Linked DNA regions of Homo sapiens: region 1 is linked to region 2. The links are chromatin contacts, found by Hi-C or POLR2A ChIA-PET in ENCODE. All regions are on one chromosome and are shown on one strand. Each heading gives the region's core, a stretch centred on a gene start or an enhancer-like site at or near the end of the contact. The rest is flanking DNA. Distances are from core to core; before and after follow the strand shown.

Region 1 (4,255 bases), core at 206-2,705, 33 kb before region 2:
GCCCTCGAAAAATACAAATAACATAGCTCTTTTAGGAATCTGCTTTTATTTCCTAGTACAATGTCCATCGCTAAATAAATATTAATGTGGAGACCACAACACTCCACGGACCTGTCTCAGAGATCAGGTGGTTGTTAAAGTGACTGGGTAAATAATAAATGATGCGAGAAACCGCTTCATCTGATGATGAAATATGCACTTCAGGCTGTGATGATGTGCTTGCCTTCTGGCTGCCAATTCTTGCCCTGGGAAGCACTGAAATAGAAATTGTGGTTTCCGGCTCTGATTCCTACTGAGGAGAGATGAAGATGTTACGAGCCATTGACTCCTTAACAAGTGTACCTTGTCCAGGTCCAGCTTGCCACAAATCCTTCTTTCCAATGAGGAAGCCCCAGTATTTTACCCAGTTCCTTTCCTGTGTTGGCCAGCCTCTTTGCACTTGAGTTCCAGCCTTCATTTTTCTGTCCCTGCAGTAGGATTTTTGTCTTGCTTCCCTTCTTCCTGACTCCTATTAAGGACAGAGTCCTGCCCTTGATTTGAAGGCCCTGGGTCTGGGTCTCTGCTCCTGAAGCTCTACTTCCTTGATCTCCGTCATGTGTTGTGGGTTCATACTCCACTCCTCTCCTATTTGCCCCTCTTTATTTATCTGCTTGTGAAATGGAGAGATTTGTAGGCAGGTCTTCCCTAGTGCCAAGAGCAATCTGTCAGAACATCTTTCTAGAGTCAGCTTCTAAGACCCCTTGTTCTCTTGCCCTGTGTTTCTAGCTTTTCTTGGTGTCTGGGTCTTGAGCCTTCCTTCCCCGGGCCTGGTCACTGTAATTGCAGTGACTGCTTGTGCTGGGACCACTCACCTGCTCCCTTTAGGCCCTGTAAGCTCAGTATCGGATTCCAGCCAGCTGCACTGATTCTGCAGTGTTTGCTTGTCTCTACAAAGCTCTCTTTGCCGCTTGACTCAATCAGCCAAGACCTTAAAATAATTACCTACCCTAAAGCCTCTCTGAGAAGCCCAGTATAAATCCTTACAAATCAGGTTTTTAGAACTCAGCAAAACATTCAGTTGAAAGCTCACTGCTCTATTCACAATGGGAGGCACACTGGCACAATCCCTTATTATTTGCATTGCATGAATTCAACGCCCGCAAGTCGTCTGTGGTGACACCGCAATTCAACCATGGCTTTGTTTTCACTTGATGGAAACACTTGAGCACAAAGCAAATGCTGCTTTGGCTCCAAGAGCATCAACCACCAAATCACCTATGCTTTTTTGGATGCACCCTGTAATGGCCCACCTGGGAGGCAGGACAAAACATGGAGAGGAAGCCAGGCTTTTATGTTGGCCACTCCTGGCTTTACGCCTTGGTAGATGGGTAACTGGACAAATTACTCAACTTTTCTGAGCCTCATATGATGCAATCATAATGAATGTGAGGACTTGAGAACTGAATGCTTGTTCATCTTGACTTTTCTGTAGGATTTCTTAATCTTAGTCACCCCATGTCTAGTCTTTGGTCAACCGTTTGTCTCTGCTTAGATGAACAGCAGGGATGTGGATTCTGTTTCTGTCTTGATGAATGGCATTCTTACTCCTCTGCCTTTTCCTTTTCAATTGATCACTTCATATCTTCTCTACCTTCGGGATATTTATCTCATGTTGCCAGCCTCTAAATAACAGACCTTTTGAAGCATGTTAGGCCTTTAGGCAATTTATCCAGACTCCCAGTCTCATGCTTTCACCTGGGTTATCTATTCTGCTATCACTTTTGCCCTAATTTTGATCCATCTCACATGGAAATCTGCTCCACCATGAGATTTCCATGTTGTAAATTTTGGAGATAAAACACTAGGCCAGAAGGAAAAAATCCAGACTGAGCATAGTGGCTCACACCTGTAATCCCAACACTTTGGGAGGCCAAGGTGTGAAGATCGCTTGAGCTCAGGAGTTCGCCATCAGCCTGAGCAATAAGCTGAGACCTCATCTCTACAAAAAAATTAAAAAATTATCCGGGTATCGTGGCGCACACCTGCAGTCCCAGTTACTCAGGAGGATGAAGCGGGAGGATTGCTTGAGCCTGGGAAGTTGTTACAGTGACCCGTGATCACGCCACTGCACTCCAGCCCAGGTGACAGAGTGAGATCCTGTCTCAACAAAAAAAAAAAGAAAAGAAAAGAAGGAAAAGACCCAGATTGCCACCAATGGCTCACTGGGCCACTCTGGAAGTGATGTCAGTGGGCTACAGGGTCTTCTGCAAAGTGTAGATAACTGCATATGTCCTTCCTCTACCCTTTCATGGGGTATAACATGGACTATTGAATATTTGAAGTTGTTTTTAGCATTCAGAGCCCTACAAATATGAATATTTCTTGCTCTCTGGATATCTAAGATGTGACCAGATGTCATGAGACTTGTGTGTTTGGGGGGTGTGGGGCTTGTATGAGCAGAAGAGGCACGCGGGCAATAGAACATGCCACAACATATTTGAACATGTAGCAGGTCAGCCAGACTTACTGTGGGGGTAGGGGTAAGGAGAAGCACACTGTTCTGGGCTGCTGTGAGGCTGTGAGTCTGTTGGTCATAGTGGACTTATTCATTGCAGATCTTTAAATCACATGCTGAGTGGGCACGTTAAACAGAGTTTACAGAGAGGTACACTGTCAAGAGAAAGTACAACTGCTAATAGAGTGGGTTTTAAATGCTCTCACTACAAAAAAGAAAATACGTGAGGAGATGGATATATCATTAGCTTGATATAATTATTCTAAAATGTGTATTAAAATATCACATTGTAATCCCTAACTATATATAGTTATTATTTGTTAATTAAAAATATGTGTGGGCTGGGCATGGTGGCTCACACCTGTAATCCCAGCACTTTGGGAGGCTGAGGTGGGCATATCACCTGAGGTCAGGTGTTCGAGACCAGCCTCACCAACATGGCGAAACCCCGTCTCTACTAAAAATACAAAAATTAACTGGGTGTGGTGGTGGGAGCCTCTGATACCAGCTACTTAGGAGGCTGTGGCTGGAGAATTGCTTGAACCCAAGAGGCGGAGGTTGCGGTGAGCTGGGATTGCGCCACTGCACTCCAGCCTGGGCAACAAGAGGGATACTTCGTCTCAAAAAATAAAAAAATAAAATAAAAACGTGAACAAAATCTTAAAAAGAGTAAGAGTTTCTGGCAGACTCAATAGAGGCAAACTAAGAAAGATGCAGAAAGCAGCCCTTAGGACGGGTGAAAACACATTTAGATCACTCAAATACCTTATCAGCTAAGATTATTATGCAAGTGTTAAATTCCAGTAAAGGAATAGACTAATTTAGAACATAATCACTTGAACAATGTAAGAGTTTCTGGGAAGAATATGGACTTTTGCATGAAAAATTAAACCATAAAAGTTGTTTGTCTAACATTTATGAAGACAGGATTTCTGAGAAGGGAAATTATGCCTGCCGGGATGTTGCGTATCCAGCCCAGAACCAAAGCTTCCCATGTTGCTATGACAAATTCCCTTATTCTCTGCTCCAAGGACATGGTGTGGTGAAAGCAATGCTGCCTTATGGCTTGGATGTGGTTAGCTCAGTTCTCAGCCAAGGTCATCCTGGAAGGACAATTGACGTTTGAGATAACGGGGTAGAAAATAACATGTGTCTGAAAACTTCCATGCAAATTAAAATTAATAAAATGTGTCCCACCGGCTAGCTTCATGACTGTGTTTCAGATGACTGTGCACTTTCTAGAAAACATTTTGCCTTTTTGTTCAAACAGTATCCTCAAAGATGACTTCCTACTATCTGCATCAGCCTTGTTTATTTCCAGCTGTCACATGCTCCCTCCAAGAACAAAGCTTGGCCACCCCTGAGAATGTTACAAAGAATGAGCCAAGGCTCCAAAGGAGAGGGCTCTAAGAGAGACACTCTGGAATGTTCAGAGCTGTGGCAACTATCTTGTTGCATGTGTGTGTAGTTTTCCCAGGAAACTGCTTGGAGGATAACTACTGCCATTTGGATGCACTCCTTGGCTACGTGGGTTTTAATTAGGTGTGCGGCTTTAGGGTGACACCCATACTAATGCCTGTAGGACTTATGTAGTTAAGTGTTTTCTTTCTTTTAATCCATCCAAGTAAAGGAGCAATAGCACAAAAGGCACTTTGGTAAGGGTTGCAGTGCTGAAAGGATGTTTGTTATTAAACGGTTGCTTGATTTTTAATCATTGACTAAAATGAAATAAGCATTCTGGAGCAGGAGAGCATCAGGCAG
Region 2 (4,722 bases), core at 1,869-4,368:
ACACAGCTTATAAATCACCCATACAGTATTACAAAATGATCCTGTAGTCAGCAATTTTGTTTAAGCATTTGGCTTATATCTGGAAACTTCATTTATGGGAAACATAGCTGGAAACCAAGATTTTGACCACACCTAGTCATCAAAGATTCGGTAGTGCTAACAGTAACAGAGTGCTAAGTCAGGCGTCGCTTATATTCTCACTAATAACAGCTACCTCTATATACCCTCACCCTGACGTGCCCCTGATGTTGGGAGTGAGTGGCTTACAAATGCTGTTTTCCCAAAGAAAGCGAACACACACCCACACACTATTGCCTGAATACAATGAATCTCTTAATTTACAAGGTCTGCTCAACAATTCATGTATGTGTGCCCTATTATGACTTCCAAAAGACTACTTTGGTCCCATTTGAACTATATATATGCCTTAATTTCTGAGACAGCTTGCACTGTGCAACAGTGGCTGCAAATAAAATTTCAAATATTTATGTCTTCTATACTGTGTAACTGGTGTTCATCCTAAGTGATCCCTGGTTAAGTTAGACAGGTGCTTCCTCTGAAACTAGTCCGCAGTCCACAGAAACACAATGTGGCCCACCAGGACTCAGTCTTCCAACCACTTTGACATGTTCAAGAGGGATTAAAGCCAATGAGGCAGGATGAAGACCCTTAAAATTGCCACTTGAGGGGAGTTGTTCCCCAGTTTAAACCTAGTTGGCCAATTCCCAGTGGTCTTCCTTGGATCTATCTTCAGCCCTGTTTTCAGCCAAGACATTGAACTTTCAGGAAGTAAAATTGAGAGTGGGACCCCAGTTGAAAGACCTTGGCAATGGCCTTCTGTCTGCTCTGTGTGCCATGTCCTATTTCATTCATTGGTAATAAAACCCATGGAGTTAAAGAGATCAAAATGCTTGTCTTGGGGTTGAGAGGAGAGACAATGAGTTTGTCTAAATAGAATGGCTTTCACTAAAAGCCAAGCTTTGGGGAGCAGAGTCAATGATATGGAGAAGAGCTTTAAAAAGGACAGAAGCGATACTTTGCTTCCACTTCCTTGAGGGCTGGGTGATTACTCTTCAACCAAGAGAGTAACCTCTCAGCTCACCACTCCACTTGGTCAGAGTTACTTACAACTCAGCTGGCAAATACATTTCATTCCTTATCTTCCTTGATATTTCCATAGCATTTCAGTCTGCTGCTACTCTCTTCTCTCAACTTGACCTCTACTTTTCTGATGCCTTCTCAGTTCCATCTGTAGGTTCTTCCTCTTCTGCCAATCTTGAAGTGGCATTTTCTCCAAGGCTCCATGCTCCAACTATTTTATTTTCACTAAAGACACACTCCTGCATCTACTCCCATGGTTTCAGATGTTACCTTTGTAGTTCATGAAGCCTAGACTTTTTGTGTTCCAGATTGCTCTTGCAAGACTGCCAGAACAACAGTCAACTGTGTGTGGTTCCTCCCTTTGATTGCCCACAAACACCCCAAATTAGACCCAGCCTAGCTTCATTATCCATTACCCAGGGCAACTCCCTTCCTCCCGTAGACCCTCAGGCACTGAAAAATACTCAGCACCCCGAGTCTACCCCAACATCCCTTGAAGCTGTCCATTTTCTCCCTTCCCACTGTCACTGCGTTGGTTTAGATCCACACATTTTCTTTCTTGGGTGACACTGCCTTGGTTTAGATCCACATACTTTATTTCTTGCATGACAGCACAGGCTCATAATTGAGGTCCCCATCTCAAGTTGTCCTCTCTCTATAGCATCCTTCATAGTCCCTCCTCAGTGGTGTCCCTAAAGCACTCTGCCGCCCAGCTTAGTGGCCCCATTGTCTACAAACCAAAGCCTCAGCTCCTGAAACTGACCCTTCAGAAACTGGCCCCACCTGCCTTAGTGCCAGCCACTCCTTAGGTTGTTACCTGGTCAGGTCATGCAGAATGACTTGCAGTTGCCCAGATGGATTAGTCCTCTATTGATTGACTTGATGCCATGCCATCTGCCCGAAAGCCCACCTCCTGTCTTGGCCAGCGTTCTCATGTCTATCCTTTGGGGTGTTACCCTTTCTAGGTAGGTGCTTTCTCCACCTGTTCCCATGGGTTTGGGGCTTTCTCTACATGATTGCCTATGCTTCTGTCTCCCAGAATATTTATCTCAGTGTACTAGAGATATCTGTTTTGCTTGTGTATATTTAATTATAATAATGATCCAACCAACAACTGCCACTAGTTGAGAATGAATATGTAACTAGTACTGTGTCGGCAGCTCATGTATGTATAACTCCACACTTCAGAGTAATGCTGGTAAAAATAAGTAAATGGAGGCTAGATAAGTTAAAGCATTTGCCTAGGGTCACACAACTAGCTAGTAGTGGCGACAATGTTTAAGATTGTAGTCTGACTCAAAAGCCAGCTCTTCATCCATCACACCCCACCACCTTCCACTGGAATGCAAGCTGCCATATCTCATCTTGTACATGCCAATGCCTAGGTTCTAGCAGGGCCTTAATGTCTGCTGAATGCATAAATGGAAGCAAAGGAAACTTGGAATCTTCCAGTTATAGAAAGCACCGCTGGGTCTCAAAAAGCAAGCTCCTACACATTGGTTGTGGTGATGAGCTGAGCAGAGGGAACGTCATTGTGTCTCAATACCCTACAGTACACATAGCTGTTTACTGATGCGTGATGCAGACGGAATCATGCCTGCAAAGTCAGTGTTCCCTAGAAGTTCTTTGAGGGCAGGGGTTGGGCCATGTCCACCTTTGTACCCTAAGTAGCACAGTTGCTGGCATGTGGTAGATGCTCCAGAAAAGTTTTAATGACTCATGACTATAAATGAGTCAATGACTTAATCCGTGGATTAATAATCTATAAAGAATGAATGAAGGTCAAAAACACAACCCAAAACATGTGAGTGCTCTCCATGCATTTATCATTACCTGCGTAGTTGTCTAAATTGCTTTTTGAGAGTGATTTATAGTGCACATTTTTCTATCTCTGTGGGAAATGAGCTTCCCCAGTGTTGAAATCTTCTGAGTTAAGAAGAACTTCCTTTTATCTGTTCTGACTCAGACCCTCTTGGAAGCTGCACTCGCTCTTGCAGATGACTTGGTAGATGACTCTTATGCCGTGAATCACCCGTATCCTCCAAGAGCACGTGGAAGTTCAGATACAGCTTTTCTCCCTGAGAGTGGTTTGCTTCTTAGTTATGATTAATTATTTCTGCAGTTACTTGTAGGATTAGGATTTCTACTGGAGGAGAGTAATTACTTTCACATGAACATCAGCTCCTCATTCATTTAATTTGACTCGCCCCTAAACGCACGTGCACAAAATTAGCCTGGAAATTACTGCGGGTCCTACTTGTTTATATTCATCTGGTGACCATTTTAGCAGCTTCATCAACAACATCTTTAAGAGGTCCAAGGATTTAACTTGAGAATCATGGCAAAGTCAAGTGCTCCCCTAATCCTCCTCAATTCTTCCCATCAGCCATCAAATGTTCACATTCGATCTCCAGGATATGTTTACAAAAATCAAAGATGCCGAGTCTTAATTTGGAAAGACCATTGTCAACTTCTTAGTCATGAAAAATAGGACCTAGTTTCTTTCCTTTTTTTTTTCTTTTTTGGTGCTACTATTGATGTATTGATTTTCCTGTGATAATTTTACACACACACACACACACACAATTTTTTAATCTAAACACTCTCAGACCATAGTAATTGTCAATTACCAGAAGGTGGGAGTCTCTTTTTACTAAAATTAAGTGGTCATTTTTAGATATTATATTGAAATATCTTAAAATCTTCCTAAAATATGTATGCAGTTGATAAATCTAGAATGCATACTGAAATGATTGCTTTTGTCTCCTAGGATGTAAATGCCTTGATCAAACTTCAAGTTTTAAAAAATATTTTTAAAGTATGAATTCAGATGTTTTCTTTGAGAAATAATATCCTACTTTTTGAATATATTCTAAAATATAATTTTTTAAACTTTTATTTTAGGTTCGGGGTACCAAAAAAAGGGTATGAAGGTTTGTCACATTGATAAACTTGTGTCATGGGGGTTAGTTGTAAAGGTTATTTCAACACCCAGGTATTAAGCCCAGTGCCCAATAGTTCTCTTTTCTGCTTCTCCTTCCTCTCACCCTCCACCCTCAAGTAGACCCCAATGTCTGTTGCTCCCTTCTTTTTGTTAATGAGTACAGGACCCAGTTTCTAACATGCTATTCCTATTACCATTTTAAATAAAACATAGAATGGGTGATTGAGAGAAACTGTAAAACACACATAATTTAGTACTGAAATTATGACATAGTTCTGTGAACTCCATGGGGACACGCCCAGCCCTACCCCAAGAATGGAACTATGGTACCATTTCCTAAGAGCTGCCATTATTCCCCAGTGACTCCTAATTACCAAAACATCATTCATTTGCTCATTTATTCAGCAAACATTTTATACTACTGTGGTCTTTGAAATACGTAAAGGTGAGAGATGCATGATCTTAGCCCTCGAAAGTATACCATTTGATATAAGAGATGACATATACATAAATTGTTATCATGCCAAGCAGAATAGGCTCCTTCATGCCTTAACAGTATCCCATGGACACTTCTATCATAAAAGTTGATACTCACTAGTTCATGTGTAACCAGTGAGCTGGCAAGACTGTAAGCTGCTTAAAGACAAGGACCTTGTCTTATTTCTCTCCATTTTGTC

The links. Hi-C counts contacts between places; a loop is a spot of excess contacts on that map. ChIA-PET counts read pairs that join two places held with the same protein, here RNA polymerase II (POLR2A). Pooled maps may share reads with other maps.
Region 1: a map of CD14-positive monocyte shows a loop between it and region 2 (2.0-fold over the local background). The contact joins two enhancer-like sites. A Hi-C loop is called at or near these places in 5 of 168 maps with a recorded cell type or tissue (CD14-positive monocyte, PC-3 and aorta), 7 of 37 single-sample maps with no recorded cell type and 12 of 50 pooled maps. POLR2A ChIA-PET finds 5 or more read pairs at or near these places in 9 of 52 experiments (A549, AG04449, AG04450 and 6 more).

The regions. Positions count from the first base shown.
Region 1 is chr21:38,307,916-38,312,170 of GRCh38, reverse strand. No RefSeq gene overlaps it. Among named protein-coding and RNA genes, the nearest start is that of LINC01423, 36 kb to the left of the region's middle. Within about 2 kb of position 1,455, at least 3 of the 41 ENCODE cell types and tissues checked have a DNase peak (open chromatin) inside an H3K27ac peak, as active enhancers do; they include CD14-positive monocyte, where a contact is called at or near this core.
Region 2 is chr21:38,275,992-38,280,713 of GRCh38, reverse strand. All of the region lies in intron 1 of KCNJ15 (potassium inwardly rectifying channel subfamily J member 15), which reads right to left. Among named protein-coding and RNA genes, the nearest start is that of KCNJ15, 21 kb to the right of the region's middle. RefSeq lists an enhancer at 2,153-3,352. Within about 2 kb of position 3,118, at least 5 of the 41 ENCODE cell types and tissues checked have a DNase peak (open chromatin) inside an H3K27ac peak, as active enhancers do; they include CD14-positive monocyte, where a contact is called at or near this core.